2 separate regions of the Mus musculus genome follow, and region 1 is linked to region 2. Evidence: chromatin loops called from intact Hi-C (ENCODE). Cell type or tissue: heart. All regions are shown on one strand. Each heading gives the region's core, and the rest is flanking DNA. Links, peaks and the distances in the headings are about the cores only.

Region 1 (16,505 bases), core at 6,016-10,015, 670 kb after region 2:
AGTTTTAGGTTCATAGGAAAATGGAGTTGAATGCATAAAGTGTCCCTGCACGCTTCAAGTCCCCATGGCCACACAGCCTGCCACACCCTGCTCTAGAGCTTTCTGTTTGCTATAGCTGAGGAGTTTACGCTCACAAGCTACCGTTTTCTAAAGCCCACAGCTTACAGCAGAGGCGGCTGCCCTTGGTCTCTTGGTGGTGTATGTCGTCGTTGGGTTTGGACGCACAGCTTCACTCCTGGACCTACTTGATTTGCAGTGTCTTACTGACTTCAGCAATTTCACTATCTTGTTCACAACAAGAAAGCTGGCAGACAGGCTTCAGGAAAGAAAGCCAGTGAGGGCTCTGGAGTGCTGGAGTGGGACTGTTTTCACATCAGAACCTCAGCAGGGTTTCTGCTGCTCAAAATAGCATTCTATTTGGCTGTTTTTTAGAGAGAGGGAAAGGGAGAGGAGAGGAGAGGAGAGGAGAGAGAGAGAGAGAGAGAGAGACAGAGAGAGAGAGAGAGAGAGAGAGAGAGACAGAGAGAGACAGAGAGAGACAGAGAGACAGACAGAGACAGAGACAGAGAGACAGAGAGAGATGAAGGGGGAGAGGGAGGGGGAAGAGGGAGAGGGAGAGGGAGAGGGAGAGGAAGAGGAAGAGGGAATCATAATTTTTTTTTTTTTGTTAGTGAAAGGAAAGAAACCCACAGAGGTTAATCATTTTGTACACTGTTGCTCAGTTCGCCTGGCTCCCGCCTCTCCTTCTTTCCACTGGACTGCCTTACTCAGGATTTCTTCACTGAACAGTTGACTCTAAAGGAAATATTCATGTAGAGTGGTACAAATCATAGCCAGTCTCTGGGAAAGTCTTCTTGGTTCTCATGAAGGAAATTGCGACTTGTTTGCACAGAGCACCTACCTTGCGGATGTCATCCAATACTGTTGCTCGATTAAATTCACCCACAGACCGCTAGAGTGTGGAGGCCCTTAGAAAGGACTGTCTAGACCAGGGATTCCTCACTGGGGCTGCCTAAGATCATCAGGGAACACAGATATTCACATTATAATTCATAAGAGTAAATTCATAAGAGTAACAAAGTTATGAAGTAGGGATGAAATACGTTTATGGTTGGGGCCCACCACAGTATGAGGGTTGTAGGTTGAGAACCATTGCTCCAGACTAAAAGTTCCTAAACGATGAAAGTTTTAGAATTTTCTTCATAGGAAGTGTTCTACAATCTCTATCAGTAAGAAGTGTATCAAATGGGAGTTTTTCTCATGGGTGGTGGGGCTGGAGATGGAATCCAATGCAATCTGTTTCCCCCGGGATATAACTTCCTCAGTTACAGCTCCTGGCTCCTCTCTCAGAGCCTGGCCTTTGACTCTCATCTAACTCCCGAGGACATTTGAGACTTGCCTTTAATGTCTTTAGTAAATTATTAAGAAAAAATATGTTGATGGTGAATATTTGGTAACTTGCCATGCTGAAACTCTTTTTTTACTTTGCCTTAATGTATGTAAATGAAAATAACTTGCCTCTGGAATTTTGAAGGCATATCTTGCCAGTGTGATTTTATTTATTTATTTACTTATTTATCTATTTATTTTTGTGGGAAACATGTTTTTTTTTCTCTCCCTTTTAAAAAGTGTGTGTGTTTTCTTTGTGTATACGCGTCTTGTGTTTGCCCACCATATGCTTGCAGAGACCATAAGAAATCCCAGACTCCCTAGTGATGTAGTGACTAGCAGCTCACAGCTGCCTGAAGGCAACGAACCAAACTGAGGTTCTCTGGAAGAGCAGTGCATGCTCTTAATCGCTGAGCCATCTATCCAGTCTCCCCTTTCTTGTAGAAATTAATTTAAAAAAAAACCTCTATATGTTTCAATCTTTGCTTTTACTGCTTGTCATTATTTGCATTTTAAATAGACACGTGCATGTGTATCTATGCACATGAGTCATGCAGTTCCACTCCCCTCAACACTGGCATGCTAGTGAGCTACAGAGTCCTTTTCAGATCCCATTTCATGTACATAGTTCTGCACAGAAGGGGCTCTGCTTTCACAAAGCCATCACTACCATCAATACCTACCCTGTCCCTATAGGAGAGTGCCCCCTGCTGTTAGCCCTCATTAATACAGTTTTTTTCCATTTTAAATTGTTTCATTAACTGAAATTTTACCAGTTATTTCCTCATTAGTTTAATAATTATTTTTTCTTTAACACATAAAGAAAAAATTTCTGATTTGGAAGCAACATTTTAAGAGCTTAGAAGCTGTCATTTGATTCTTAGCAGAGTGTGCAAAGAATTGCATAAGTCTTTAGATTCACTAGAGGCGTGAGGTAATAGAATATGCATCAAACTTGTAAGGGCAGATACAGATAGGCATGTGCAGAGAGTCACTCTCTGTGTGGGAAGCCCTGAGTAGGACCCCAAGGGAGGCAATTTCAAAGCTTGTTAGGTACAAATATAACTCCAGACAACCAACCCAACATTTCAGAAAGCAAAGTTGGAAGACGGACAGCTCTTGTGCTTCAGACATATTTACGATAATCAAAACAGCATGCTTTGGCAAAACAACAGACAAAAAGATGAACAAAGCAGAAGAGAGATGAAGACACACAACTATAAAGCCAGGCAAAGATGATGTATGAGAAAAACTGAGCCGACCTTGATTGTGGGGATGGCTGTCCAGCTACAATAGCAAAGGCCCGAGAGCAAACAAGAGTCTGGATTTGATGTGGTTCAAGAGATCTCGGAAGGAGAGTGAGGAGAGAAACTACAGAATTATGTGCAGAAAATGCACCTGATAAAGGACTGTTGCCCAAAGTATAACAACAGCCGCTGCCCTCAAAATTCAACAATGAGAAAATATACGACCCAAATAAAAGTTTGGTAAAACCCCTGAGCTAATATTTCACACAGGAGAAACACAAATGGCAGGGCAGCTGCTCAGTATCATGCCACTGAGGAACTGCTCCTAAAAATGGATGCTCGGCCCGTTCAACGTCGAATTCAATGTTCAAAATACAGATTACCCTCAACACCTAGTGCTGGCAAAGATTTGAAACGACAGGGAATGACAGTCATTGCCAGCAGCATTTTAAAACGGTTATTGTCTTGTTGGAATTGAGTTAACTCAACATTGTCTTATTACGTAAGCCACACAGTCATAGTCTTTATTATATACAGCCTCATGAATCAAAAATTCATGTCTCCACAAAGATCCACATACCAATATTTATAGCAGCTTTATTCATAATAGACAGAACTCAAGAGAGAAAAATATCCTCTCATGGGAGGACAGACAATAACAACTATGGTAGATCCAGACACAGGGCCAAAAAGAGAGTGGATGGATGGCCCAGTGGTTAAAGCACTCGCCATGCAAGCACGAGAGTTTAGACTCCCCAAGCTTGTGTAAACGCTGGTGGGAGTGGTGGCCTGCCTGCAACTCCAGCCTCAAAGGCAGAGACTGGGGATCCCCTAAGCAAGCTGTCGGGGAGACTCTCCTATCTGCCGGCTCTAGGTTTGATGGAGAGACCCTGACTCAAAGAAGGTGGTTGAAGACTGACGAAGGAAATTTTTCCATATCAATCTTGGGCCTCTACATACATAGGTACATATATGCACATGCAGCCTTACCTGTGTGTACTCACACACAGGCAATCATCTACTCTCACATGCATTTAAATGTGCCCATGTATATAAAGAAGAAAAAAAAAGAAATGAGATATAAAGCCATCAAAACAAAAAAATGGAGGGATATTAAAAGCATTAAATAAATACAAAGTAAAAAGAAACCCACTTATCTGTATGATGATGGCTGTGACATTCCAAAAGAGGGGGAAAAAACTATGGAGACAGTTTTTTAAAATGAGTGGTTTCCACGGAGACGGGAAAGGGAGAAGTGAGTAGGGGAAACAGAGAGTGCTTTTAGGGCAGGGACACTTCTGTGTGATAGACAGGAGCAGCTGGTGCACATCATTGTTTTTTTCCCCAAATGTATAGACTGTAACACCAAGAACGAGGCTCAGATAAACAGCGAGCTTTGAGTGATGGCGATGTGTGGCTGTAGCTTCATGGATTATAACAAATGTCCCACTCTAGCGCAGAACGGTGGTGGAAGCAGGGGTTGTGCTCACGTAGGGATGGAGTGTATGGCAACTGCCTGTGCTTTCTCTTCAGGTTTATTCATGCTGGTTCAAATGATATTTATTAATAAAAATTTGGACCATTAAGGACTTTTTAATGTTTTTTTTCACAGTTGAGTATGAATTAGGTTGGGTACAGTTGACTCTTCTCAAGCAAAGTATGACTATCAAGAGAAAGGAGGGAGGTGGACCTGTAGTAGCATCAAAAATGGGGAAGAAACAACTAGCAAGGTGTAGGTGGTATGAAGGTCATGTGTGTCAAGGTGTATGAAGGTCAAATATGGTCAATAATTTTTGTCAATTTAAAAGGAGTCCCCAAGAGCATCAGTTGGTTTTATGTGTCAATATGAGTGAGCTAAGAGATTGCCTGGTGAACTATTTCAGCGTATGTCTGTGAGGGTGTTTCCAGGGGAAAGTAATGTTCTGATGAGTGGGAAGAGTAAAGATCTGCCTCTTCCTGCGGCAAGCAACATCTAGTCTTTTGGGTGACCAGTAGAGCATCAACTGAGGTGGAGGAAGGGTGGTTTCTCCTTCCCTCAGACTCGTTTGTATGTTCTTGGCTGTTGGATCTTGGACTGGGATCGGGACTTAGATCATTAGTTATCTTAATGGTTCTCAAGTCTGTGGCTTTGTGTTGGAGCCATCGGCTTTCCTCATCCTCCTCAGATGCCGATGTCACACTGTCTCGCTTTCCAGCTTCCATTGTTTGCATAAGCCAAGCCCTAATAATAAGTATCTATCCATCAATCAATCAATCTATCTATCTATCTATCTATCTATCTATCTATCTATCTATCTATCTATTTATCTATCTACTATCTATCTTCCATCTTTCTATCAACATCTATCTATCATATGTCTTCTATCATCTATATTTCTATCAATCCATCCATCCATCCATCCATCCATCCATCCATTCATCCATTGATCCTTCTACCAAGTCTACCCATGTGTCTACTCTTCTTATTGGTTATGTTTTTTTTTTTAAAGAGCCCTGACTAATATACTAGACTTATTCCTATGCAGTGTGGGGGCAGTATTATGTTAGTCTCCTCTCTATTTCCCCTTTTTCTTTAGAGATTTATTTTTCTTTAACGTGTATGGGTGTTTTGCATTCATGTACTGAGGTTCACTGCATACATACCTAGTGTCGGTGGAAACCAGAAGACAGCTCCAGATCTTTTGGAACTGGAGTTATGGATATTGTATGCCATTATGTAGATAACTGGGAATGCAACCTAGATCCTTTTCAATGGCAGCAAATACTCTTTCAAAATAAATTAATATTTTTTATTTTATGTGAATAGATGTTTTTCATGCATGCCTGTGCACCAAGTGGATGCAATGTCCATGGAGGCCAGTAGGGTGCATCAGAGCCCCTGGAACTGGAGTTAAAAGCAGTTGTTGCCATGTGAGTGCTGGGAATTAAACTTTGGCCATCTGGAAGATCAGTCAGTGCTCTTTACTGCTGTCCATCTCTCCACCACCCTACCTCTTTGAGTCAGGGTCTTATGCATTCCAGGCTAGCTTTGAATTTGCTATGTAGCCGAGGAGAACTTGAACTTTTGGTCCTTCTGCCTCCCTGTGCTGGGATTACAGACATGTATCACTGCTGATTTATGTGTAGGGAGAGAGCTAAGCAGGCATCCTGAATGCCCGTCAAACACTCGATAAAGAGCTACAACTCACTCCTATTTTTCTCTATAATAAAATAATTAACACATGTAATTTCACATCTTTTAAAATATTCCATCTCTTATCTATTATGTTATTATTATTAAATTCTTATTATTAATATCTTGTGAGAGGTGGTCTCAAAAAAGCTATGTAGCTGAGGGTAGCCTCAAGCTCCTGCCTCTCCTCCTTCATCTTCCACGTTCTGGGGCAATGTGCTCCTCACAGCACCCAGGTCCCTTCTTATTTTTCTATATAGGAATGTCATTATTTACATAGGTAGGTCTCATGTACATTTGTACATTTTATGTTTTCATCCAAAAACATTTCATAGACATCCCCTACGATGTTAAACAGATGTTACCTTTTAGTCCCGACTCTGACATTTATTAATCGTGTGTCTTTGGGCAGATGACGTCATCTTTCTGGCACAAGTTTCCCACCTAATTATAAAGTCAAGCATTTCTCTGTAGACAATTGTGAGGACCAGTTGATATCACATATATAAATCTCTAAAACAATGAACCCGGCAAGCAACAGGTTCTAATCAAGAGTTACCTAATCCTACAACCACTGCAGGGAAAGCAAACCCTTTCTTTCTCTTTTGGCAGTTGTGGCCTCCAGTCCAAGGATTCATAACAACTGAAGCCCGTGTCTAGCGAGGGCTGTAAGATGCCATAGATGGAGCTCTGGTGGGGAATCAGACCACATCAACTTCTGACTCTGCTATCTTGTAGGAATTTCCTTACCTCTGGTTCCGCTGCTGCAGCTTCAAAATAGCAACAGTATGTGGTAAGACACTGACTGCAGTGCAAATAGAATTAGGGGTGTGATACCTGAACTGAAGACTCAATAGGAGCAAGGGCAAAGTGAAGGGCAAAGGCTTTGACAGTCACTAGCTTGCCCTGTCATTTTCTGCCTGGTAAGCTTTGAGAACATTATTATAAGCATTCATTTAAATTTTGATTTTTTTTTTAAAAAAATAAGGTCTTACGTAGGCCAGGCTGACATAGAAATCCTGATCTCCCTGCCTCTGCTTCCTAAGTGCTGGAATTACATGCATGCCTTAGGATGCTTGGCTATCGTCTTAGGGTTTTACTGCTGCGAACAGACACCACGACCAAGGCAACTCTTATAAGGACAACATTTAACTGGGGCTGGCTTACAGGCTCAGAGGTTCAGTCCATTATCATCAAGGCAAGAACATGGCAGCATCCAGGGAGGCATGGTGCAGTAGGAGCTAAGAGTTCTACATCTTCATCCGAAGGCTGCTAGCAGAAGACTGGCTTCCAGACAGCTAGGACTAGGGTATTAAAGCCCATACCCACAGTGACACACCTACTCCAACAAGGCCACATCTCCAAATAGTGCCACTCCCTGGGTCAAGCATATATAAGCCCTCCCAGCTATGGAGTCCATTCTGTCTGGGATGGTAAAACACTCACTTTAAAGCATTACTCTGAGAGAAAACCGTGGTGACAGGTGAGTGCAGGTGGTGGCTAGGAAGTGGACACCGTAGGGAGGCTGCTTCCGTTCCCCATGTTGTAGTCCAGCCTGAAGGACACAAGTCCTGTTCCAGGACTCTAACCTCCCTTCAAATCTCTCTCAATTCCAAACCTGGTCCTGCCAATGAACTCTCAGAATCCAAATCTGCAGTAACAGGGTGTGCTGACATCTTAGCTGTCCAATCCCTGCATCTGGTCATGGCAGAGCCTAGAGGGAGCTGGGGTCATGTGCTAATCTCCTCCATTGATATCTTGTTCTGCTTCTTCCCTGTGTGTGCGAGATATATTTTATTTAAAGTTACAAGTAACTCCTGCTCGCCACATCGCCGATCTGTCGCAGATCTGACAGGGCGGCTGCACAGCCTGCTAGCAGTCGGAGAGCATGGGAACAGGATGGGAGGAGACCGTGTTATCACTCTCAGCCAGCTTCCTTAGCCTCCCCAGGATTTTGCAATCCTCCAAAGATATCTTGGCTTCCTTCTCAAATCTCTGAGTGGACGCTCCTACACTTCCTCCTGGAGCGAAGAGAGAAAAAAAACATGCAGCTTTGCAGGTCATCGACTCTTTCAAGGCTGACAGAGAAATTTTAAGAAAGTAGTAAGTTGTAGCTTTCTTTTGCGGGGAGGGGCTGGGTTTCGAGACAGGGTTTCTCTGTATAGCCCTGGCTGACCTGGAACTCACTCTGTAGACCAGGCTGGCCTCGAACTCAGAAATCCACCTGCCTCTGCCTCCCAAGTGCTGGGATTAAAGGCGTGTGCCACCACTGCCTAGCTAAGGTGTTGCTTTCTTTCATCAGACAATCTGTCTATCTTCTAGTGGAGACCTGGCTTCCGATGAGAATACAGAAATTCATTTCTGGGGGCTGTGACTAACTAAAAAAAAAAAAATCCATTCCTCATACTGCACCTCACATGCATTGCACGAATGCCTGAGGAGTCACTTCTGTTCCCCCAGGAAGGGAGCACAAGCATTTGTACAGCTGTGGGTTTGAGGATCACAAGTCTGATTCAGCAGTGCTCCCTTGTGGTCGTATTTGGTAACTATCGAAGGCTCATAGATGGGAAGGAATTGAAATTTCATAGCAGGAAACCCTTAGGAATATGCTTTTCTCTTTTAAATACACAATAAGATAACATCACCTCCACTTTAAACAAGTATGTTTTGTTGCATAGAACTAATTTAAAAATTTCAAACATGTCTACTTTTTAAAAGCAACCCAGCTGAACAAACAAGCGTTATTTTTCTGTATTTTTGGCTGTAGAAATCATTGGAATTTTCCAGTTGAGCTTCCATTTAGGTTATAAGACCCTAGGAAGTGGAGCCCAGTTAGGCACTTTCTTAAAGAAGATTTTGTCATGCAATTGATTAACTTACTGAATAACTATTTGATGAATGCAAAGCGATCCCATATTCCTTAATGGGTATTCCATTTTGATATCACTTTCTATACTATGAGTGCTTGTAAAAAGAACTAGTCACACTAACTACAAATAGGTCAGAGACCCCCATCTTCTCCATCAGACATTCTGGAAAACTGAGAGTTACCCTGTAGGAACGAACACCTGCTATACCTGCAACGTAAACATTTGGTGTTTCATGCTAGTGTGATACTACTTTTTTTTTTTTTTTTACCTTTGTTACCTAAAATGGACATACCAGGATTGTTAATATCAATGTTCATAAAAATAATGTGTTGAAACTATGCTGACAAGTAGGGTCCCCTCATTTAAACACAGTTCTTTTAAAATTAGGCAACAACATAGCATCATTGCTGAGACTCAGTCGCCAAGCAACAGTCTGCAAGAGGAATCCAGTTTAATATTTTCACATCAAGTTGTGTTTTATTAGGAAACCTCCCGGATACTAGGTGAAATAAGAATCACATTCAAGGGATGGAGAGACAGCTCAGCCATTAAGAGCATTCGCTGCTCTTGCAGAAGGCCTGGGTTCTGTTCCTAGTCCCTATATAGTAGCTCACAACCCAGTTCCAGAGGACCCCCCCTCCTGGCCTCTGTGGGTACTGCACTCGTGGTGCAAAATACATACAAGTAGGTAAACACTCATACACATAAGATAAAAGTTAAAATATTTTTAAAAGATCACATTCACAATTACAGCAAAACTTCTGGTTTTACATAATCAGGGCAAACCCAGTTGAACGAACTCTGGTTAAGAACATGCCATTTTTTCCCCAAGAGGCCTGTATAATGGAAAAGAGTGTGGGCAGGCTTTCTTGAACTCAAGCCCTTCCTACATGTTATTTTCTGAGCCTCAGTTTCTTTTCTGCAGACGGAACTGCTGTGAGGATTAGACAACGAATGTTTCGCGTTTAGCACAGTACATGGAAGAAGCGTACTGACAAACAGTGTTGTCTATAACTACGCCACACCCTTCAGGTGAGAGGACTTTAATCAGCATGCGCCAACCACTGCCGCTGCGGCAGGAGCTGTTGATTGTGAATTGATAGAAACTCTAAAACATTTAAGTCCAGGATTTAGATTTTTCTCCTTGTTTCATTCCGGTCTTGCCCTGTAAGCTGAGTGGGGACCTTGTACAATTTTAAACCTTTTTACAGTGAGTGCACTTTTCAGGAATAATTAGAGGCGTCTCTCTCATTGGGTTCTACGGAGGTTTAAGGGTCCTCTGCATGCAAAGTGTTTAGAGTGGCAGGGAGTGAGACCTAGGTAAATACATACTGCTGGTAGTTAAAGTTGGAATTCACCCAGAGTCTAGGAAATAATTCAGCTCACTTACATCTGTTAGCTACATCTGTTACTTGTGTTACGTCACTTTCCATATAAACGAGGAGAACACCCCCTCCCCACTCTCTCTCTTTCTTCTTTCCCCTTCCACTTGCCCTGCCACTCCTTTTCTTCTCTCCCTTACAATAAACCTCTCTCACGTGGAACCGCCTTGGCCTGGTGTTCTGTTCGGGTATATCCACTATATATTATTATTAATACATCAGGTATTAGGACTTCTTTGAAGGTCTGATAGAATTCTGCACTAAACCCATCTGGTCCTGGGCTTTTTTGAGATAGGAGACTTTTGATGACTGCTTCTATTTCTTTAGGGGTTATGGGACTATTTAGATGGTTTATCTGATCCTGATTTAACTTTGGTATTTGGTGTCTGTCTAGAAAATTGTCCATTTCAACCAGATTTTCTAGTTTTATTGAGTATAGGCTTTCGTAGTAGGATCTGATTTTTTTTTCAGTTTCTGTTGTTATATCTCCCTTTTCATTTCTGATTTTGTTAATTTGGATGCTGTCACTGTGCCCTCTGGTTAGTCTGGCTAAGGGTTTATCTATCTTGTTGATTTTCTCAAAGAACCACCTTCTGGTTTTGTTGATTCTTTGTACAGTTCTTTTTGTTTCTACTTGGTTGATTTCAGCCCTGAGTTTGATTATTTTATGCCTCTTGGGTATATTTGCTTCTTTTTGTTCTAAAGCTTGCAGGTGTGCTGCTAAGCTGCTAGTGTGTGCTCTCTCCAGTTTCTTTTTGGAGGTACTCAGGGCTGAGTTTCCTCTTAGCACTGCTTTCACTGTGTCCCATAAGTTTGGGTATGTTGTACCTTCATTTTCATTAAATTCTAAAAAGTCTTTAATTTCTTTCTTTATTTCTTACTTGACCAAGTTATCATTGAGTAGAGCATTGTTCAGCTTCCATGTGTATGTGGGCTTTCTGTTGTTATTGAAGACCAGCCTTAGTCCATGGTGATCTGATAGGATGCATGGGATTATTTCAATCTTCTTTTATCTGTTGAGGCCTGATTTGTGACCAATTATATGGTCAGTTTTGGAGAAGGTACCATGAGGTGCTGAGAAGAAGGTATATTCTTTTGTTTTAGGATGAAATGTTCTATAGATATCTGTTAAATCCATTTGGTCCATAACTTCTGTTAGTTTCACTGTGTCTCTGTTTAGTTTCTATTTCCATGATCTGTCCATTGATGAGAGCAGTGTGTTGAAGTCTCCCACTATTATTGTGTGAGGTGCAATGTGTGCTTTGAGCTTTAGTAAAGTTTCCTTTATGAATGTGGATGCCCTTGCATTTGGAGCATAGATGTTCAGAATTGAGAGTTCTTGGTAGATTTTTCCTTTGGCCAGTATGAAGTGTCCTTCCTTATCCCTTTTGATAACCTTTGGTTGAAAGTTGATTTTATTCAATATTAGAATGGCTACTCCGGCTTGTTTCTTGGAACCATTTGCTTGGAAAATTGTTTTCCAGTCCTTTACTCTGAGTTAGTGTCTGTCTTTGACACTGAGGTGCATTTTCTGTAAGCAGTAAAATGCTGGGTCTTGTTTACATATCCAGTCTGTTAGTCTATGCCTTTTTATTGGGGAATTGAGTCCATTGATGTTAAGAGATATTAAGGAATAGTGATTGTTGCTTCCTGTTATTTTTGATGTTAATTTTTTTATGTTTGTGTGGCTTCTTTTGGGTTTGTTGGAAGGAGATTACTTTCTTGCTTTTTCTAGGGTATAGTTTCGCTCCTTGTGTTGCTATTTTCCATCTATTATCCTTTGAAGGGCTAGATTTGTGTAAATTGGATTTATCATAGAATATCTTAGTTTCTCCATCTATGATAATTGAGAGTTTTGCTGGGTATAGTAGCTTGGGCTGGCATTTTTTGTTCTCTTAGGGTCTGTATAACATCTGTCCAGGATCTTCTGGTTTTCATAGTCTCTGGTGAGAAGTCTGGTGTATTTCTGATTGGTCTGCATTTATATGTTATTTGACCTTTTTCCCTTACCGCTTTTAACATTCTTTCTTTGTTTTGTGCATTTGGTGTTTTGAGTATTATGTGACAGGAAGAATTTCTTTTCTGGTCCAATCTATTTGGAGTTCTGTAGGCCTCTTGTATGTTTATTGACATCTCTTTCTTTAAGTTAGGGAAATTTTCTTCTATAATTTCATTGAAGATATTTACTGGCCCTTTAAGTCAGAAATCGTCACTCTCTTCTATACCTATTGTCCTTAGGTTTGGTCTGCTCATTGTGTCCTGGATTTCCTGGATGTTTTGGGTTAGGAACTTTTTGTATTTTGCATTTTCTTTGACTGTTGTGTCAATGTTTTCTATGGTATCTGCATCTGAGATTCTCTCTTCTATCTCTTGTATTCTGTTGGTGATGCTTGCATCTATGACTTGTAATCTCTTTCCTAGGTTTTCTATCTCCAGGGTTGTCTCCCTTTGTGATTTCTTTATTGTTTCTCATTTCATTTTTAGCTCCTGAATGGTTTTGTTCAATTCCTTCACCTGTTTGGTTGTATTTTCCTGTAATTCTTTAAGGGATTTTTGTGTTTCCACTTTAAGGGCTTCTTTCTGTTTACCTGTGTTCTCCTGTATTTCTTTAAGGGAGTTATTTATGTCCTTCTTAAAGTCCACTATCATCATCATGAGATTTGATTTTAAATCAGAGTCTTGCTTTTCTGGTGTGTTGGGGGTAACCAGGGTTCAATGTGGTGGGAGAACTGGGTTCTAATGATGCCAAGTAGCCTTGGTTTCTGTTGCTTATGTTTTTGCACTTGCCTCTCACCATTTGGTTATCTGTGGTGTTAGCTGGTCTTGCTGTCTTTGACTGTGGCTTATCCTTCCTGCAAGCCTGTGTTTCAGTACTCCTGGGAGACCAGTTCTCTCCAGGAGGGATTTGGGTATGGAGCACTGTGGCACAGGATCAGTTCTGGGGTGCAGATGGCCAGTACTTGGGTATTGAACTTTGACCTCTGTGCCATTGTTTAGGTAAAGAACTCATCTCAGGTATGAGCTAAAATAAATTGTTTTCTCCCTGATTGCTTTTCCTCGTGGTGTTTAAAACACATATATGCAGGCAAAACATCCACATACATTAAAAAAAATAATAAGAAAGAAAGAAAGGAAGAAAGAAAGACTAAGAAAGAAGGAAAGAAAGAAGGAAAGAAAGAAAGAAAGAAAGAAAGAAAGAAAGAAAGAAAGAAAGAAAGAAAGAAAGAAAGAAAGAAAGGAAGGAAGGAAGCTGCTTACATTTGGACAATTTGAATTGATTTTATAAGGTGAATTTTCTTTAATAAGTCACCAAATTAGATATATTGAGTACTTAAACACATATGCATGCATATACATATATAGTCTGTGGCTTATCTCTGATTTATCTTGCATACACCTTCCTGTTAACACTATGTCAGCCTCAAAATGCCATATTTTGCCTCCAGACCATTTTAAATAGTCTGGAAATTCTCTGGCTTTTGAGGACCCCTGAAGTTCATTGTCTGTTTTCAATCCTTCTGTGCTGGTCACTTTCTTAGTTCTGTTTCTGATTTCCTCACAGGTTGATAGTCTGTTCCATTTTTCCATTTCTCTACAAATTTTATGTTTTCTAGAAAATTGGCAATGTCTAACATATTTTTAAGTTAAGTGGTTTATATTTGGTGTTGCTTTTTCTTTTAAATTAAAATAAGACTCATTAGTATATGTGCTCCTTTCCTTTCCAATATTGGTACTATGGATTCTCTTGTCATACTAAAAGAATCTCACCCAGATTAGTTTTGAAATAAAGATAGCACTTTTAGTTTGTTATTTAACATTTCCTGGTTCTTAATATTTTTGTTTTACAACATATATTAATTCTATATTTCTGATTTATAAGGATTCATTTAGTTATTCTTTTTGAATTACTATCAAATCAAAAGACTTATTCATTGGCATTATTTAATTTAATTTGTTCATGTATGTGTGTGGTGTATGTATGTGTGTATGTGCATACATGTGTGTATGTACATATGTGATAGGGATACATGCTCTTTCTCTGTGTGTATGGTACATGTGTGTATGCACATATGCGTGTATATGGTTGTATATTCTCTTTGTGTATGGTACATACATGTATGTATGTGTGTATGTACATATGTGTGTACATGTGTGTGTGCTCCCTCTGTGTATGAGGCATGCATGTGTGTTTATGCATGCATGTATGTGCATGTGTATATGTGCATGTGTATATATGTATGTGTGCTCTCTCTCTCTGTGTATCATGCATGCACACATGTAGGACCAGAACAGATAATAAAGTGACTACTACACTCCATCCTACTACCTTAAGACAGGACCTCTTGTTGAACAGGAAGCTTGTTCTTTTGGTTCGTCTGCTGGCCACTGAGCTCTCAGGCTCTGCCTGTCTTTGATATGTTATGTTGGGGCTACAGGCATATGCAGCCATGCCTGGAGTTTTATTCATGGATGCAGCCTTATGGCCATGAGAAACCCACAGAAATATTAAGAGCAGGAAGAGGGGTTGGATACTGAGCCTGGGATCTTCTTCAGATAACCCCTACCTCCAGTCCTCCTGTCAATCTTGAGGCTGGCAACACGTCCATTTTTTTGCTAAGCTGGTTTTGCAGAGCCTGGTAACAGAAACCAGCCTGGGACTGAAGGGTAAAGGGCAGGAGGAGAGAGTTCCAGCCGGTTCCTGCAGGGAGGAGAGTCCTAGGCTTGTTCAGGCAGGCAGTTGGGTTTGGTGGAAGTCATGGCTGGGAACACAGGGAGGCCTCCTGCAGGAGATTAGACACACTGCTCCTTAGAGGAAGACCTGCTCCATTGCTCCAGCACAGTGAATCCTGATGAGAAGAGGCAGTCCATGATTTTAAGGCATTTATTGTCATGGAGTAGAGGTAGAGAAAGGCAGAGAGAAGGAGCAAGTAGAGAAATAGAGGCTGGCCATGACCACGTGGAGCGAGGTGGGGAGGGAATGGGGAGAGAGGAGGAGCAAGAGGCAAGGGAGAGATGCAGTAGTAAGAGAGGGAGGAGGGATCAAGCAGCCCCTTTTATAGTGGGTCAGGACTACCTGGCTGTTGCTAGGTAACTGTGGAGGTGGAGTCCAGACAGAATACCAGGAGCTTGGGGCTTTGCCCTATGTGACTAATGACCACAGAATTATGAAGCTGGGGCCTTGTGTCAGGAGCCTAGTGTCTGGGAGCATGGCAAACAGGCCTTCTGTCTCTTGCAGAGTTATCTGCTGGGTCACCAGGGTTTAAACCTAGCTCAACCAGAAAACAGTCTGCCTTTCACGGTCCCACAAGGCCTAGTATTCATCTTCTCTCTCTCTCTCTCTCTCTCTCTCTCTCTCTCTCTCTCTCTCAACACTTTTCAGAATGAAATTTAGTGTCACTCTGGCAGTCTTTTTGTACTTCCTCTCCCTTCATGCATGTACCTTAAGATATTCTGATTCAACATGCCATTTGAGGAAACCAATTACGCCCTGAGCCGAGGAGTCCGACTTGGTTTTGATCACAAGCCCAGCAATCCTGTCCTGAACTTATCTGAAGATTTAAACTGGGGAGTTGGGTAATAAAGTGACATTAATATTCATGGATTTATAGCTGCACCTGTCAGAAAACTTTGTTTATATTCATATACCCAAATGGTTTATCAAACTCCAGAACCAAGGAGGTATGGATGCTTCTTTGTACCTGTAATTAGAGGAGCAAGGAGTGGTTAGCTGTGCCCAAGGTTATTTATAATTGCATTCTTTAGGCAACATAGCCTCTGTGAGATGGGGCTGCAAGCAAACTTTCAGGGCCAATTCTTGCAACCCAGAGCCTTTGCTTCCCCGCACATGAAGGAGAACTAAGGTAGAAGCAGGTTTGTCTGAGTTTTAAACATGATCCCAGCTTACTGTAAAGCGACTTCTATGAGACAGGCTCCCGTGTTAATGAGATGGAGATTATAATAATATCTGCCTGTGTAAGTGCCATTTGCCTTAGTATATCATGTGCGGAGGTGTTGTGTACCACGCACCATGCCATGTAAATGGATTTTCCTCTTCCCACCAGCTCTTCCATTTGCCTCTAACTAAGGCATTCTGGGATGTTTCACAACATCTTCTCCATTAAGCTTTTCAGCCAGCTCTGATTTTTCTTGCCATAACTTGAGACTCAAGCAGGTATCTATTTACCTCCTCCGATGTCTTCTCAGACCCAGAGCTTCATAGTATGACTAAGGCTTGGCAGCCAGGTTTTCCCAGGGATCCTTTGTCTCTGCTCTCTGAGGCTGGGATTACAGCTGGGCCCCCACACCTACTTTACCATGGCCTGGACTCCGGCTCTCTTGCTTGTGTGGCAAGCGTGTTAACTGACGAGCCGCCCATCTTCCCATTTCTGTATCCAGATACAGACCTATAGCTACTAAACCACATCTTTACTCATACAATTGCTTA
Region 2 (16,505 bases), core at 5,469-9,468:
ACTTAGACTAGAGAAGTGACATACAGAGCTGTCTTACTTCGAGAGGTGATACAGAAAAGTAAGACATGAGTGGGATTTGGACACATGAGAGAACGTAGCTATGAGCACAGTCTTTAGTAGACATCTAAAGCTGTGCTGTACACTGCCCACCATTACAAGTCTTTGGAGGAATTGGACTGAGGTCAGTGAGCCAATCCAGGAGCAAGCAAACTTAGGTTTTCAGAGAATCATCACAATATATTGACCAGCTTACTTATGTGTTTCCTATCTATAATTGCTTTTAGAAATTAATGATCAACTTGAGTAGTTACAAGAGATCATATAACTCACAAAGATAAAAATGTTCTTTTACCTTTTAAAGAAGGCTTCTACTGACTCTTTATTTGGAATGTACAAAAGGTGCACGTTTAAAAAGGTGCTTAGTCATTCCAGCTTTTGAAAAAAATTAGGTTTTTGGAGTAGAGATGCATGATTGACAGTTACAGCTTAGAAATATCCAAGTATTTTTTCTGTAGTTATTTTGCCTTTTCTTACCTTTTTTTCCCCCCGTGTGATGCTAGAGATTGAGCTCAGAGACTTGCACACAGTTTGCAGACACTACATAACCAAACTGCTTCCCTAGCCTTACATTTGTTTTTAAAGCACAACTAAATATGCAAGATTTTGTTTTATGTTTGATGTAGATTGTTAGTCAGCTATTAGACTGTAATTTACTAAAGCCAGTGTGTATCAGGGAGAGGAGAAGTGATTGGGCTGAACTTGAATGGAAAACTTAAGATACTCTTTGCTCCGCAATGCATTATATTCATTGGAGCTGCTTGCTGCCTTCAGCCCTGTGACTTCATGTCCCTATGTATAACTATAATTATCTAATTGATTGATATATAGGAACTTGGGCGGGAGAAGACAAATGTATCATCTAATAGAATAAATAGCAATAAAATCAACACAAAACTGCACAATAAGATTTTAGGTTTTTTTTTTTTAATTCAAGTTGAGAGATTTTTGTTTCAGGTTGTATAGTAGTATCATGGCCAATTTCTTTCTGTATGTCCACTCTGTTACTCCAAGTATTTTGGCTTTGTTTTATGGCTAACTCTTCTCTTTGTTACAAATAATTGAAGTAGCTTGAAACTACAGCATCTTGCCAAGATGCAGATATAGTTCTATTAATGTCCTTTCTTAAGTATAACCCTTATAGCTTCATTCTCTAGAACTGTCCTATACCAACCACTTAGCTAATCACATGGAATAGATATGACGTTCAGGGCAGAAATGAATGTGCAGATGAACCGTAGGTTCTGCAGTAAATTCTAAGGGCGACAACTTCCAAGTGGACAAAGAACGTTAGCTGCCACACAGGGGTCACTCACCAGAAAGCCTGGCACCCTGTGCTCCCTGTCACTTGGACTTTTAAACCTTACCTAGACTTAGGAAATGTGATATTTCAAGGTAGCACACTATTACTTCAAGACTTTTTGTTTTAAAAATATTTTAAGACACATAGTGTACGAACAAGAAAACCTCATACATGAGAAAGTTCTGTCACATGTCATATTCCAGCTGTAATAGCAAGTGTTTTGTGAAATATAGTATGTTATTCTTCCATAAAGCAAAACTCTGAGTGAGTGAGTTCAGGGTATAAGTTACACCATAAAATTCTAATGAATGGTATTTTATAAATTAACTATTAAAATGACCGTTATTCAATTTTAGTGTAAGGATAGATAATATTTTATTTTGATCCAATTAGAGTGGGTTGTTGTGCCTTCACTGTTCTTTTTTCTTTTTCATTTGCATGCGTGTGTGTGTGTGTGTGTGTGTGTGTGTGTTCATATGCACTTACGTGTGGAGGAATGTTTTGTGTGTGTTTTTTTTGTGTGCATGTGCAAATAGAACCATGCATTTATATGTAGAGGCCAGAAGTAACTATCTTTAATCCCACTCCACGTTACTTTTTGAAACAACTGGGTACCCAGCAAGTCTCTAGGATTCTTCTGGCTCCACCCTTAGCTCTGTGGTTACTGGCATGAGCCACTGTACCTAGTTTTACATGGGTGATGAAGATGAAAATTCAGATATTTATGATTGAATAGCTAAAATTTACCCACTGAGCATCTCCCAAGTTTCCCATCCCGGCTTTTCTAAGGAAAAATAATTCTTACTCTGATATACCTTCTAAAAACAAGTTCAAAAATGTTTTATGTATTTAATTAAAGTATATTGCAATAGACAGATGAGTTAATTTTTTCTAGTTCTATGTTCTCTTTTATATTTGTTTTACATCATCTTTTAAATAGAAATGTTCTGATTTTTTTTTTATGTGTCTTAGAATTTAATTTGGGTCACTTACAAGTTTCCAAAGAACTGGTTAACGATGTTATTCTTCCAAGATGGGCTAAGTCAGCTGAAGATTTCATTTATAAACACAGAAAAGCTCTGGTAAGATTTCTGGTGAATCACGTTGTCTTAGTCAGGGTTTCTATTCCTGCACAAACATCATGACCAAGAAGAAAGTTGGGGAGGAAAGGGTTTATTCGGCTTTCATTTCCATACTGCTGTTCATCACCAAGGAAGTCAGGACTGGAACTCAAACAGGTCAGGAAGCAGGAGCTGATACAGAGGCCATGGAGGGATGTTCTTTACTGGCTTGCTTCCCCTGGCTTGCTCAGCCTTCTCTCTTATAGAACCAAGACTACCAGCCCAGAGATGGTCCCACCCACAAGGGGCCTTTCCTCTTGATCACTAATTGAGAAAATGCCTTACAGCTGGATCTCATGGAGGCATTTCCTCAACTGAAGCTCCTTTCTCTGTGATAACTCCAGCTGTGTCAAGTTGACACAAAACTAGCCAGTACACATGTCTTATAAAATACAGATTTGTTTTTCAAAGATAAGTTAAAGTATACTTTTTTCTAGATTAGTTTGTTACCTGTTGTATATTACTGTTCTAGAAAGTATGATGTGATAATTTAATTTTAGGATATAAATATTATGATACCATTCATGAATATGTAACAAAACTTTTCCTTTTTTTAATAGTTTATAATGGTATATATGCAAATCTATCATAAGTACCAATGATAAGTGTCATAAGTTTTTGATATGTGGTATATAGGAAATCAAATTTCCTATTTAATCAAGTTTTACATTTTTTTTTTCTTGAATTGAAAAGTTTTAGACAACTACTAAGAAGAAACTACCACAAAGATACGTTCCACCTCTCTCATTAACTCTCCTAGATTTTGGAGGATGTTAATAGCTTTTTTGTGTTGTTTTCTTTGCCTAGTAGATTTGGGGACATTTTGGAATTTCTGGTTTTTGGGTTAGGGATGATCCTCTACAAATATTTAAAAATCTGGGAAACTCCGCAGTCCTACTTGTGGCAAGTGGCAATTAAGTTTCTTTGGTGGCTGAAGCCTAAATGTATGACTTTAGCCTTTACAACATGGTGTGAACATTGAAACAAAACAAATAGCAACTAGCAAAATCTCAAATACTTGTAGCCCTAAGCTTTTTTTTTTTTTTTGGTGTTTTGAGACAGGGTTTCTCTGTGTAGCTGCCCTGGAACTCACTTTGTAGACCAGGCTGGCCTGGTCTACAAATCCGCCTGCCTCTGCCTCCTGAGTGCTGGGATTAAAGACATGCCTCACCATGCCCGGCTTAGCCTTAAGCATTTTGCATAAGGGAAATTCTAGTTCTCTGCATGTATGCTATATGGGTTGTTATTCTGCTTACCCAGCTGGTATAATTTAATTTTGCAGTTTACATTTTTGTTTCAAATCACTTGAGCATGAGTACATTTTTCAACTTTTCCAAAAGATTAACCAAGTTCCTAATAAAACCAGCCTAATCCCCTTAAAGGTTTTACTAGTGTCTAGGTAAATTTCCAACTGGAATTGAAGAAGTAGAGAGAGTTTAACAACTGTCTTAAAGCACTTCATTCACCAAGCAGCACTCTCCTTTTACAAAAATGTGTACAAGTGTTTTTGCCTGCATATATGTCTATACACCACGTGTGTGCAGTGCCCAAGGAAACCAGAAAGAGGGGTCAGATATCCTGGAACTGGAGGTTCAGGTGGCCGTCAGCCTTCAAGTGGGTGCTGGACATCGAACATGCTTTCATTAGAAGGAAAGCCAGTGTTCTTAATTACTGAGTCATCTCTCTGGCTCCATGCCCTTTTAAAAAGGATGAATTTAGATTATAGTTGGAAGATATTTCCGTTAAGTATTAACTTTGTTCTCTTTCTAGGAGTCTGAATATGTTTCTGCTCATCTTCATGAATGGATAGATCTGATCTTTGGCTACAAACAGAGAGGGCCAGCTGCGGTGGAGGCACTCAATGTCTTCTATTACTGTAGTTATGAAGGTACCAGCCGGAATACCTCCTCTCTCACAATACTTAAACAGCATTAGTATTTGACCTTAATTATTTAACATGGGAAAAATATATCTTTTCAGTTGGAGGTCACAAAACTGCCATTATTTCAATTTTGTAGTAGAAGTTTATGATTTTAAGATTATGTATGTATGCATGCCTGTGTGTGTACACATACATACATACACACACACATATCTATATGTGTGTGTGTGTGTATACACATATATATGGAAATCAAATTATAAATGACAATTGTTTTATGCTTATGGTTTCTTGTATGGGATATCAAATTTTCTGTTTTATTAAGACAGATTCTCTCTGCATAGCCCTGGATGTCCTGGAACTCACTCTGTAGACCAAGCTGGCCTCGATTCCATAGAGATCTATTTACCTTTGCCTCCCAGGTGTGGAATTAAAAGCATATGTCACCACCACCAGGCATCAAGTCTTCATTAAATATTACAAATTTTACTTTATTTTTAGTAAACTTTGAAAGAAAACATTTAGACTTATTAACATTAGCTCAGTATCAAAACTGATTTTTGAGAGCTTTGGGCAGAAAAAAATGTCTCTTTTTAAGTCTTTGTTGTGTGTATATGTGCGTAATATATGTGTGGGTATACAAGGAAGCTGATGGTGTACATTAGCCTTATCTTCCCCAGTGCTTCCTCCCCTTATTATTTTAGACAGGATCTCTCATGTGTACCCACATATATACATGCATACAAACACAAACACATACACACAAATGCAAATATTTAATGTTTTCAGAAAATTACTTTCTGGTGACATAGTTGAAGACTCATATTTTGTTTAAAATGTGTTAATCATTCCTTGATGTATTAATCAGTGTCATGCAGGTTTGTTCTTTCTCAATAGTGAGTTGATGATTTCTTGTTTTAGGTGCTGTAGATCTTGATGCCTTAACAGATGAAAAGGAAAGAAAAGCCTTAGAAGGGATGATTAATAATTTTGGGCAAACACCTTGTCAGCTGTTAAAGGTAAATAATATAAGTTATTGACACCTTTTAGCAACAATTCTCAATCTTCCTAATGAGAGGACCCTTTATTACATTTCCTCATGTTGTGGTGACCACCAACCATAAAATTATTTTTGTTGCTGTTTCATTACTGTAATTTTGATACTGCTATAATTCAAATTTTTTTGATCTTCAGGATTTGTTTAGGTAATAAAGATGTCAATCTCAACAGGAGGGGAAATGAAAAAATAAAAAAAAAAAATCTGTAGGAAAGTGGTGCTCAAACCTTATATTGAGATAGAGTTTGCCAAAAGGGTTGCAACCCACAGGTTGTGAACCACTGGCCTACAGAATGCTGTTTCGAAGTATTCTGAGGTTTGAAGAATAGTAGAGTCAAGTCCTAGCATATGTAATTGATAGTGGTTTTTTACATGAGTGGTGTTATTTGTGAGCTCATTGTTCCGTCCCTATTCCGGTCAACCGTGTGGTAGCTCGTGCCTGTAATCCCAGCACTTGGGAGCTTCAGCAGGAGAGTTCAAGATGAGCTACATAAGGACGCTGAAGCTTCTGGGCTGCATAGTGAAATATTGTTTCAAATATTAAAAGGAAAAGAGAGGCAAAAATACAGAATAAGCTGGGCCTAGAGGTGTAAGCCTGTAAATCTGTCCATTCAGGAAGCTAATGCAAGGCTTTGTGAGTTCAGTACTTGCCTAGGTTACAGAGTGAGTTCAAAGGCAGCCTGGCCAACTTAGTGAAACCCTGTCTCAAAATTTAAAAAGGGCTGAGGGAATAAGCACAGTGGTAGAGCTCTTGCCTAACACATACCAGGTTCAGAATTAGAGCCTTTAGTTTTATACCAGCTCTACTCTTTGGGAGAGGGGTGTTGGATTTTTGAGACAGGGTTTCTCTGTGTAGTCCTGCCTGTCCTGGAACTTATTTTGTAGACCAGGCTGGCCTTGAACTCCAAGATCCCCCTGCCTCTGCCTCCCTAGTGCTGGGATTAAAGGTGTATGCCACCACTGCCTGGCTTCAGCTATACATTTTTTTTTTTTTACATGAAAACCCAGGTGCCTCATTAGTGCAGTAGGTATAGAGCCAGTCTCATAGTTTCACAAGAACCCTGCTGATTTATTTGTGGGCAGGACAGTTGCTTATGCTTGTAGAGGTCAGAGTTCAACCTTGGGTATCATTTCCCTGGCACTGGCAAGTGTTTGATGGAGTAAAGTCTTTTACTGGCTTAGAATTTATCAAGTAGGCTAGACTGGCTAGCCACCTCCTGTGACATTTTTAAAAACAAGGGTTCTATGAATTGAACTCAGGTCCTCATGTTTGCTTCAAGGCAAGAACTTTATTATCCGAGCTACTTCCCCAGTACTAATTCTTATTTAGGTTTAAAAAAAATTACAGTGGGACTGAGGTTGTGGCCTAGCCCAGGAATGTTTACTTTAGCATGTGCCAAGTCCAGTTCAGTCCCAGTGTCCTCATCACCACAGACACCAAAGAGGAAAATCAGACAGGGTGAAGACTATCAGCCTGTAATTTAAAATAGGATTTTTTTGTTTTGGTTTTTTGGTTTTTCGAGACAGGGTTTCTCTGTATAGCCCTGGCTGTCCTGGAACTCACTCTGTAGACCAGGCTGGCCACGAACTCAAAAATCTGTCTGCCTCTGCCTCCCGAGTGCTGGGATTAAAGGTGTGTGTCACCACCACCCGGCAGGATTTTTTTTCTTAAGTTTTTTTTTTTTTTCTAAAGCTACACATTTAAGTGTTACCTCTATTGCCCACAATCTAGTATTTTTTAACAAGGACAAAAGAACCAAAGTCCACCACCCTGATTTTGTTTCATTTTTTTTCCTGAGACAGTCTTACTATGTAACTCACACTGCCTTGGAACTTTCTGTACCTGGCTTCTAATTCAGACTCTTGCTGCCATAGCCTTCTGAGCACTTGAATAGTCAATATCAGTGATTCAGTGGTAGAACTCTCATCTGCAATAGGCAGTAGGATTGCAGATATGTGTTACCATGGCTGGCAAGAATCCCTTTTGGAAAGATACCTCTTACACATTTTGATTGTGTCCATGGAATAGTAAATTTTTAATATATTATCAGTATATTTAATTAACATTAATATACTTAATTATTTGTCTCGGACATGAAAAATAAGAAAAATAATTACTTGTAAATTATACAGTCATGTCTATAACTTGATTTGATTATCTATAATTACTTTTTAATTTTGATGTCTTGTTTCACGAATTAAATATTATACTGTATTATAAAATTTGAATGTTAAGTGTTTCATTAATTTTACCAAATATTTATTAAACATCTGCCAAGTTTGATATACTTCTGAGTGCTTAAAAATCCAAAAGTGAATAAAATTCATGGCTGCCCTTATGGAGACCGATAGCTAGGCCAGTGAAATGCCTCAGTGGGTAAAGGTGCCTGCCTGCTGCCAAGCCTGATGGCCTCCCACGTCAGCACGGTAGACGGAAGAGAACTGACTCCTGCAAGTTGTCTGTTGACCCCCACACATGCACTGTAACATATGCATGTCCACATATACACAGAAGATAAATAAAATGCTTATTTTTAAGAGAATTCTTAATAGGCTAGATGAATAAGATTTATCACGAATGACTACTTAAAAAAAAAACACCCAAAAAATTCTGAATAATTGGGGAAAGGGCATGAAAACAATCATTCTGAGCTGGAAATTTAGGGGTGCTATTAGAAAAACTTAGAAGTAGAACTGAGATGTCCGTAGAAGAGGATGAATGGGAAGTTTGCTGGGGGACTAGAGTAAGCCATGACCTGGAGTTGTTAACAGTGCATAATATGCATTCTATTGTAACACAGTCCACCGTGTGTGTATGAGTGAATACAGACATGCTTTCATTTAACTCTGAAATGTTTTCTTAAATTATTTTGAAGGAACCACACCCTCCAAGATTATCAGCAGAAGAAGCTATTCAAAAGCAAACCAAAACAGAAATTTCAACCCTAAACCTCTTTCAACACCTCACTGAACTGAAGTCATTTTTTATAGAGGTAATAACCCAACTTGGTAATATCAGAGACCTTTCTTCAATTTTATATATTTCAATTAACTTGTGTGTTATGTTCATTTGTACATGTGTGTGTGCTTTATCCACGCCTATAGTTTTAGCACTTACTTGGTGTGTGTGAAAAGCCAAAGGTCAGTTTCCAGGATCTTTCTCTGTTGCTCTTTCCACCTTACTTTTTAATGACAGAGTCTGACTAAGCCAAAACCTTGCTGTTCTGGCTAAGCTGGCTGGCCAGTGGGTCCCAGGGATCTTCATCTCTTACCATATACCTTCCCACCACCAGCGCTGGGCTACAGGTGTATCTTGCCCCTCTCCGCTTTTTTTAAAAACAGGTGCTGGGGATCTTAACACAGTTTACTAACTAAACCATCTCCCCACTCCAGTTTATTCAATTTTACTGAAGGAAAATGTTATAATATGATCTTTAAAACTGAATTATGTATACTTGTGTGTGCCTGAATGAGTTTATGTGCATCATACATACAGGTGCCTGGGGAGACTAGACACAATATACTCCTGGAACTAGACTTAAGTAGTTATGAGCTGCCTGAGACAGGTACTGGATTTCAAACCTACATCCTCTACAAGAGCTTTTAACCACCAAGCCAACTCTCCAGCCCCAGTCCTGGATTTTCTTTTTTTAAAGATTTATTTATGTTTATTTATATGAGTACATGTAGCTGTCTTCAGACATACCCAGAAAAGGGCATCAGATCCAATTACAGATGGTTGTGAGTCACCATGTGGTTGCTGGGAATTGCACTCAGGACCTCTGGAAGAACAGTCGATGCTCTTAACCACTGAGCCATCTTTTCAGCTCCAGTCTTGGATTTTAAAATCACTTTCATTGTAAGCTTTTCTTTGCTGCGAACTGGTATTCTGAACTCTTTTTATTAGCTTGCTTTCTCAACAAGTAAGAACAAATAACTTAATTCAAAGTACTTCTTAGGGCAGGTCATGGTATGAGTACCTTTAATCCCTGCACTTGGGAGGCAGAGGCAGGTGGATCTTTTAAATTCAAGGCCAACCTGTCTACATAGAGCATTCTAGGCCAGCAAGGATTATATAGTGAGACTCCATATTTTGTAACAGTTGAAATGCTGTGCAGAGTGGTGATAATTTAATAGCTATTAATTGTATCTGCTTATCTTTAAAATATGTTCCAAAGCATGAGATTAATTGATAGTGTTATAAGGAGTAGTCAGGTAAAAATAGTAGTTAACGCTATAACTGAAAGAGTAACCTTGTAACCAGGCTTTTACTTATTCTATTGGGTTATTTTTCCTACCACCCTTCTCCACCCTTATTCTACCCTTCCAACCCCCAACACTAAGTAGGAGAGAAAGAAGAATATAGAGAGGAAAGGGGATGTCAGTCTAGTTAGACTATTTCCTGCTGATTTGGGGCATTGAGTTCCTTGGGGCAAGTCCAGTTTCCTCTGTTTGACAAACAGCAATCAGCAGCATCCAACCAGCAGCAGCAGCAGGAGCTACAGCCAGCTGCCTGTCTTGAAGCTCTGGCATTTATATATCCCTCTTAACAGCCCTCAGAATTCCAACTGTAAACTACCTTCAGCTGGCAAAATTATGCCCCTGCCAGAGTGTGAGACAAATCACAGTTAGCTGCCTGAAGCATAGTGGACAATATGAAGCAGCCCTATATCCCACACCTAGGATCTTAAAAAAAAAAAATTCACTTAACATTGTTGTATTCTTAAAAAAACAAAATTCTTGCTACATACCCTTAAATTTCAGTTAAAAATTCGTATGTACACATATTAAAATACTATGAATAATTCCAAATGGTATTATGAAATGCATGTATACCTTTAAATTTAGTTTTGACATAAATATTCTTTGGAAATACAAAAATGGTAAAAAGTTATTAAGTTTGTAGTAACTTAGAAACTTGCATAAAACAAGTAGTCTCTTGTGCAGTATATTAGAAGCTGGCCAACATCAAGGACTAGACTGAGTCATTTTGTCAAAAACTCAACTAAGATTGAGAGTGTTACATAAGATCTAGAATCATTTTTCGCTTACTTACCATCTACAGAAGAGGCAGTGAGCTACATTTGTCCCACAGGTTGTAGTTCGCACACTCTGTGCCATCTAATGTCCCTGAGGTCAGAATACCGTGCCTTTCCTCCAGTGAACAGTGAAATTGCACTCTATTTCAGTATGGGCATATTTTCATATATTTTTGTCTATACAAATCTCTTTCCTAAAATGTTGACTGAAATTTTCAGTGTTAAAAGTACTACAATGTTGGGCCTTTTCTAAAAGAATTTAACCTGCAACTTAGAGCACACAGAAACAGTGCTCAAGATTGATGACCAAGGAGGGCTGGCAAAATTATTTACTGGATAAAAGTGATTGCTATAGAAGCTTGACGACCTGATGACTGTGTATGATGACTGTGCCCCCATAGTTGAGGAGTAGAGTCAGAGGGCTCACAAGAGTCACTGACCAGCTGATAGACTCAGTGAAACAGTAAGAGACCATCTCTGTGTTAAATGAATAAGAAGAGAGCAGTGGAAGAAACCCAGTATTCCCTAGCCTCCAAATGTATGTGCTCAGGTATTCACATTACCACATGCATGCATGTACACACACACACACACACACACACACACACGAAAGAAGAAAAGGAAATGATAGTTTAGTTTCTGGATATTAAGGGTCTTCAAGAATGAACTTGTTTAGACTCAGGCTCAGGGCTAAGGTTGTTTTGGTTTTGTTGTTTTGTTTTGTTTTGCCGTGGAGCACTAGAAAGAAGTCTCTACAAAGGGGAAAAGGCACATGGGGGAAAAATCGAGAGGAAGTCTAGAATTTGCTCTTAGGGAAAGTTCCCTAGTACATGCTTCATTCTGCCAATAATTAAATGGGAAAACAACTTTTGTCTACCAGGGAACCTGATTAGCAGTGTCCAAGGCTATTATTATTGACTGGTCACATATCCCCCTGCCTACCAACTACTGAAACTGCAGAAGAAATGCAGGGGTTCAGCATAACTTATACTGTTTATGTAGGCAAAATTATAATGCGTGACTATCACCACGAAGGGAAAGTTTTATGTGAACCCTTGGAACTGTGTTCCCCGAGGGCTCTGCTACTTCTAGTTTCTCCCAGCTACCCCTGGCCCCACTCTGTTTTTGTCTCTTGTTAGAAAATAAACAGACTTTTAAGGGATAATAGTAAACTATAATAAGATACAACAAAAACTAGCACATTAGAATTGAACAAAACAAATAGAAGGAAAAGAGAAGGCACAAGAAACAGAGATCCACACGTTCATACACCCACAGACTTAATAAAAAACACTAGGTGGGAGCCATGATGCATATGCAGAGAACCCAGTGCAGACCCATGCAGGCCCTGGGAATACTGCCTCAATGTCTGTGAGTTCCTATGTGCTTTACCACGTTGACTAGAGGGCCTTGTTTTCTTGGTGTCCTCCATCTCCTCTAGCTCTTACAGTCTTTCCACCTCATCTTGCACAGGATTCTCTCAGGCCTAAGGGTAGGATTTGATGGAGATGTTGCATTTAGGGCCGAGTGATCCAAGGCTCCTCACACTACATAGTATCTCACTGTGGCGGGAGGAAGCCTCTCTGGTGGCTGAGCAAGGAACTGATAACACGTTTTGTAAAACACTAGGAGGCATTTTATTTATTTTTTTAAAGAACAGTAGTGTTTTGTTTTACCCTAGGTCTCTGTGCCATCTAATCTCAGGTTCTTGGTCACCCAAGCAGTGTTGGGTATGGGTTCTATCTCCTGCAGTAGGTCTTAAGTTAAATCAGACACTGATTAGTTAATATAAGCCCCTGGAGGTAGGAGTGGCTAGGCCCCACCCCTAGGCTTCTTTAACATCCCTCAACATTATTTGTTGAAGATGCTATTTTTCCACCAAGGTATATTTCTGGCTTCTTTATCAGGTGTCCATAGGTGTGTGTTGTCTGGGTTTTCAGTTCTATTCCATTGATCACTATGTCTGTTTTATGCCAATAAATGATGTTTTTATTACTATAGCTCTGTGGTACAGCTTGAAATCCGGGATGGTGATACCTCCAGCAGTTCTTTTATTATTCAGGATTATTTTAGCCAGCCAGGGTTTTTTTGTGTTTCCATATGAAGCTGAAAATTATCCTTTCAAAAATCTATGCAGAATTGTGTTGGAATTTAGGTAGGATTTACATCAAATCTGTAGATTGGCTTTGATAAGATGACTATTTTTACTATGTTAATCTTACTGATCCATGAGCATGGCAGATCAATTTCTTTCTTTGGTGTCTTAAATTTTTTCTCAGTCTTTTTCTCATACAACTCTTTCACTGCTTGTTAGATTTACCACAAGGTATTTTATAGTGTTTGTGGCTATTGTAAAAGGTATTGTTTCCCTGATTTCTTTCTTAGTCCATTTGTCATTTTAGCAGGGCTACTGATTTTTTTTTTTTTTTTTTGAGTAAATTTGTACCCAGGTTTTTTTTTTTTTTTTTGCTAAAAGTGTTCATCAGGTGTAGGAATTTTCCTGTGGAATTCATTGTGTCATTTATATATACTGTCATATCATCTACAAATAAAGATGCTTTGATTTATTCATTTCTAGTTTTTATCCCCTTGTTCTCCTTTAGTTGTCTTACTGCTCTATCTAAGACATCGGGTAGTATTTTGAATAGTAACAGAAGGAGTAGACAACTTTGTCTTGTGCCTGATTTTGGTAGAATTGCTTTGACTTTCTCTCCATTTAAGTCTATGTTAGTTATGGACTTGCAGTGAACTGCTTTCATTATGTTTATTATATTATCTCTCCAGGACTTTTATCATGAAGGGGATGCTGGACTTTGTCAAAGTTCTTTTCTACATCTAATGAAATAAACATGTGCATTTTGTCTTTCAATCTCTTTATATGGTATATTATCTTTATCAATTTATGTATGTTTATCCCCAAATCACTTGATTGTGGAAGATGATTTTTTTATGTGTTCTTGGATTTGGCTTGCAAATATTTTATTGATAACTTTTATATCTGTGTACATAAGGGAATCTGGTCTCTCTCTTTGTTGTGTTTTTATGTGGTTATAGTGGCCTCATGAACTAAATTGGGCAAAGCTCCTCCTGATTATATTTTGTAGAATAATTTGAATACTATTGACATTAGCTCTTCTTTGAAAGTCTGGTAGAATTCTGCACTAAAGCCACTTGGGCCTAGGCTTTTTTATTTGTTGGGAGACTTAATGACTGCATCTATTTCACTAGGGTTTATAGCTCTGTTTAAATTGCTTATCTGACCTTGATTTAACTTTTGTAAGTGGTACCTATCAAGAAAATTGTTCATTTCCTTTAGATTTTTTTCAGTTTGGTGATTACAAGTTTTTAAAATATGTTCTTATGATTCTCTGGATTTCTTCAATATCTATTGTCATCCCCCTTTTCATTTTTTATTTTGTTAATTTGGATATTCTCTCTCTCTCTCTTTCTCTCTCTGCCTTTTTATTAATTTGGATACAAGAGTTTGTCAATATTACTGATTTTCTCAAAGAGCCAATTCTTTTTTTTTTTAAAGGTTTATTTATTTTATATATATGTGTGTACACCTTTGTTGTCTTCAGACACACCAGAAGAGGGCATCAGATCCCCATTACAGATGGTTGTGAGCCACCATGTGGTCGCTGGGAAGTGAACTCAGGACCTCTGGAAGAGTATTCAGTGCTCTTAACCACTGAGAAATCTCTCGAGCTCCCAAAGAACCAATTCTTAGTATTTTTTGTTATTTATTTCTATATTATTGATTTCAGCCCTGAGTTTATTTCTTGTCATCTACAATTTGAAAAAAATTTTATATGTCTTTCTTCCTTAAAAAAGTATTTATTATGTATACAATGTTCTGCCTGCATTTTTGCCTACAGGCAAGAAGAGAAAACCAGATCTCATTATATGTTGGTTATGAGCCGTCGTGTGATTGCTGGGAATTGAACTCAGGACCTCAGTGCTCTTAACTTCTGAGGAATCTCTCCAAGCCCCTAAATTTCTTTCTTAATTTCAGTCTTTACTCATTTTTATTCATTAATGACTTGTTCAGTTTTCATGAATTTGTAAGTTTTCTGTTGTTGATATCCATCATTACTCTATGGTGGTCAGATAGGATACAGGGTGTTATTTCAATTTTCTTTTATCTATTGACACTTGCTCTATGTTCACATATGTGATCAATTTTGGAAATCCCTTCGGGGAATATTCTATTCATTGCTGAGAAAAATGTGTATTTTTTTTGTGTCTTGGTAAAATGTTCCATAAATAACTCTTAAATCCCTTTGACTTATAGTGCCAGGTAGCTTCAGCATTTCCCTGTTTAGGTTTTTGTCTAGTAACCTGTCTCTTGGTAAGAGTGGAATATTGAAGTCAATGTATGAGAGTAAATAGATGATTTAACCTGTGGTAATAGTACATTGTTTGTTTGTTTGTTTGTTTGTTTGTTTGTTTTTAAAGAACTGGGGTATGGTTGTGTTTGGTGCATAGATGTTAAGAATTGCAGTGTCCTGTTGGTGGAGTTTTCCGTTGATAAGCATGCAGCATCCTTTCCTATCTCTTCTGATTAGTTTTGATTTGAAGTCTGTTTTGTCAGATATTAAAGTAGTTTTACCAGCTTTTTAAGTCCATTTGCTTGGAATACCTTTCCATCCTTTCTCAGTCAGAGCATATCTTGATGTTACAGTATATTTCTTGGATACAACAGTGGATCCTGTTCTCCCATCCGTTCTGTTCGTCTGTATCTTTTTATTAAAGAATTGAGATCATTGGTGTTGATAGGAGACATCAGTGACCAATGATTTTGTTTTTGTTTTGGTGGTGATGGTGTGTGTGTTATAAACAAACGCAGGGATTATTTATTCTCTGTGTTTTCTTCTGTGTGGTCAACCTCGTTAGATTGGGGGTTTCCTTCTGGTGCCTTCTGTAGGGCTGGTTTGTAGATAGGTATTGTTTAATCTTAGTTTTATCGTGGAGTGTCTTGTTTTCTCCATCTTTTGTAATTGAAAGTTTTGCTGAGTTTAGTGTCTGGGCTGGCATCTGTGGTTTCTGTAGAACATTGGTCCAGGTTCTTCTGGCTTTTAGAGTCTCTATTGAGAAGTCAGGTGGGATTCTTAATAGGCTTGCCTTTAAGTGTGGCATGGTCTTTTTTTCTTGCAGCTCTTTAATATTCCTTTTTTGTTCTACATGTTTAGTGTATTGCTTATTTGTACTGAGAGGTCTTTCAAGTCCAGTCTGTTGAGAGTTCTGGATGCTTTTTTGTATCATGATACACATCTCATTCTTTAGGCCAGAGGAATTTTCTTCTATGATATTGTTGAAAATATTTTCTGTGACTTTTATCAGGGTTTCATCTCCATCCTTTATTCCTTGGTCTTTTCATAGTGTCTCAGGCTTCCTGGGTATTTTGTGTCAGGATTTTTTTTTTATATTTAACATTTTCTTTGATCAAAGTATCTATTTCTTCCTGGTGTCTTTAGTTCCTGAGATTCTTTCTTCCATTTCTCATATTCTGTTGGTGAGGTTTACCTCTGAGGTTCCTGTTTGAGTACCTGAAATTTTTCATTCCTAGTTTCCCTTAGTTTGAGTTTTCTTTATTGGTTCTATTTGTACTTTTGTGTCTTGAATTGATTTATTCAGTCAGTTGGTATTTGTTTGTGTTTTTATAGGTTTCTTTAAAGGATATATTTATTTCCTCTTTAAGGACCTCTATCATACACTTAAAGACTATTTTAAATTTGTTTACTTTTGTTTCTTTTCTTGTGCTTCAGCTATGTTGCAGTACTCAGCCCTCCTGTGATAATGTTGCTGGGCTCTAGTGGTGACATTGTCCTGGCTGTTATTCAGTGTGGTTTTTCTACTGGTGTTTGGGCATCTGAGTTTTGGAAGACAGTAATTCTAGGTGCTGATAACTCATCTTGTTTTTGTTGAGGAGTGTTTTGTTCCTTGGTTTCTGTTTCCCTCTCTGGCTTTTTAGGACGGGGTGGTGGTTGTGTATTGCCTAGTAGAAAATCTTCTAGGATCCTGATAGGTGTGGCCACTGGAGAGT

Evidence for each region. Peaks named below come from ENCODE experiments on the same cell type or tissue, not always from the same donor. Only the 100,000 strongest peaks of a DNase experiment are listed, where the experiment ranks them.
Region 1: a loop joins it to region 2, with 2.9 times the contacts of the local background. A loop is called at or near these places in 4 of 42 quality-filtered maps.

The regions. Positions count from the first base shown.
Region 1 is chr1:60,952,973-60,969,477 of GRCm38, forward strand. It overlaps a transcript of Icos not described here. Among named protein-coding and RNA genes, the nearest start is that of Icos, 17 kb to the right of the region's middle. In heart, for the core only: CTCF peaks have their summits at 8,348 (motif pointing left) and 9,330; DNase peaks (open chromatin) are centred at 7,699 and 8,289; H3K27ac peaks cover 593 bases.
Region 2 is chr1:60,287,583-60,304,087 of GRCm38, forward strand. It overlaps Nbeal1 (neurobeachin like 1), which reads left to right. Exons shown (of 55, transcript NM_173444.2): 43 at 2,333-2,442; 44 at 4,252-4,369; 45 at 5,285-5,382; 46 at 8,297-8,413. Among named protein-coding and RNA genes, the nearest start is that of Cyp20a1, 47 kb to the right of the region's middle. In heart, for the core only: no CTCF peak of the experiment used is centred there; no DNase peak of the experiment used is centred there.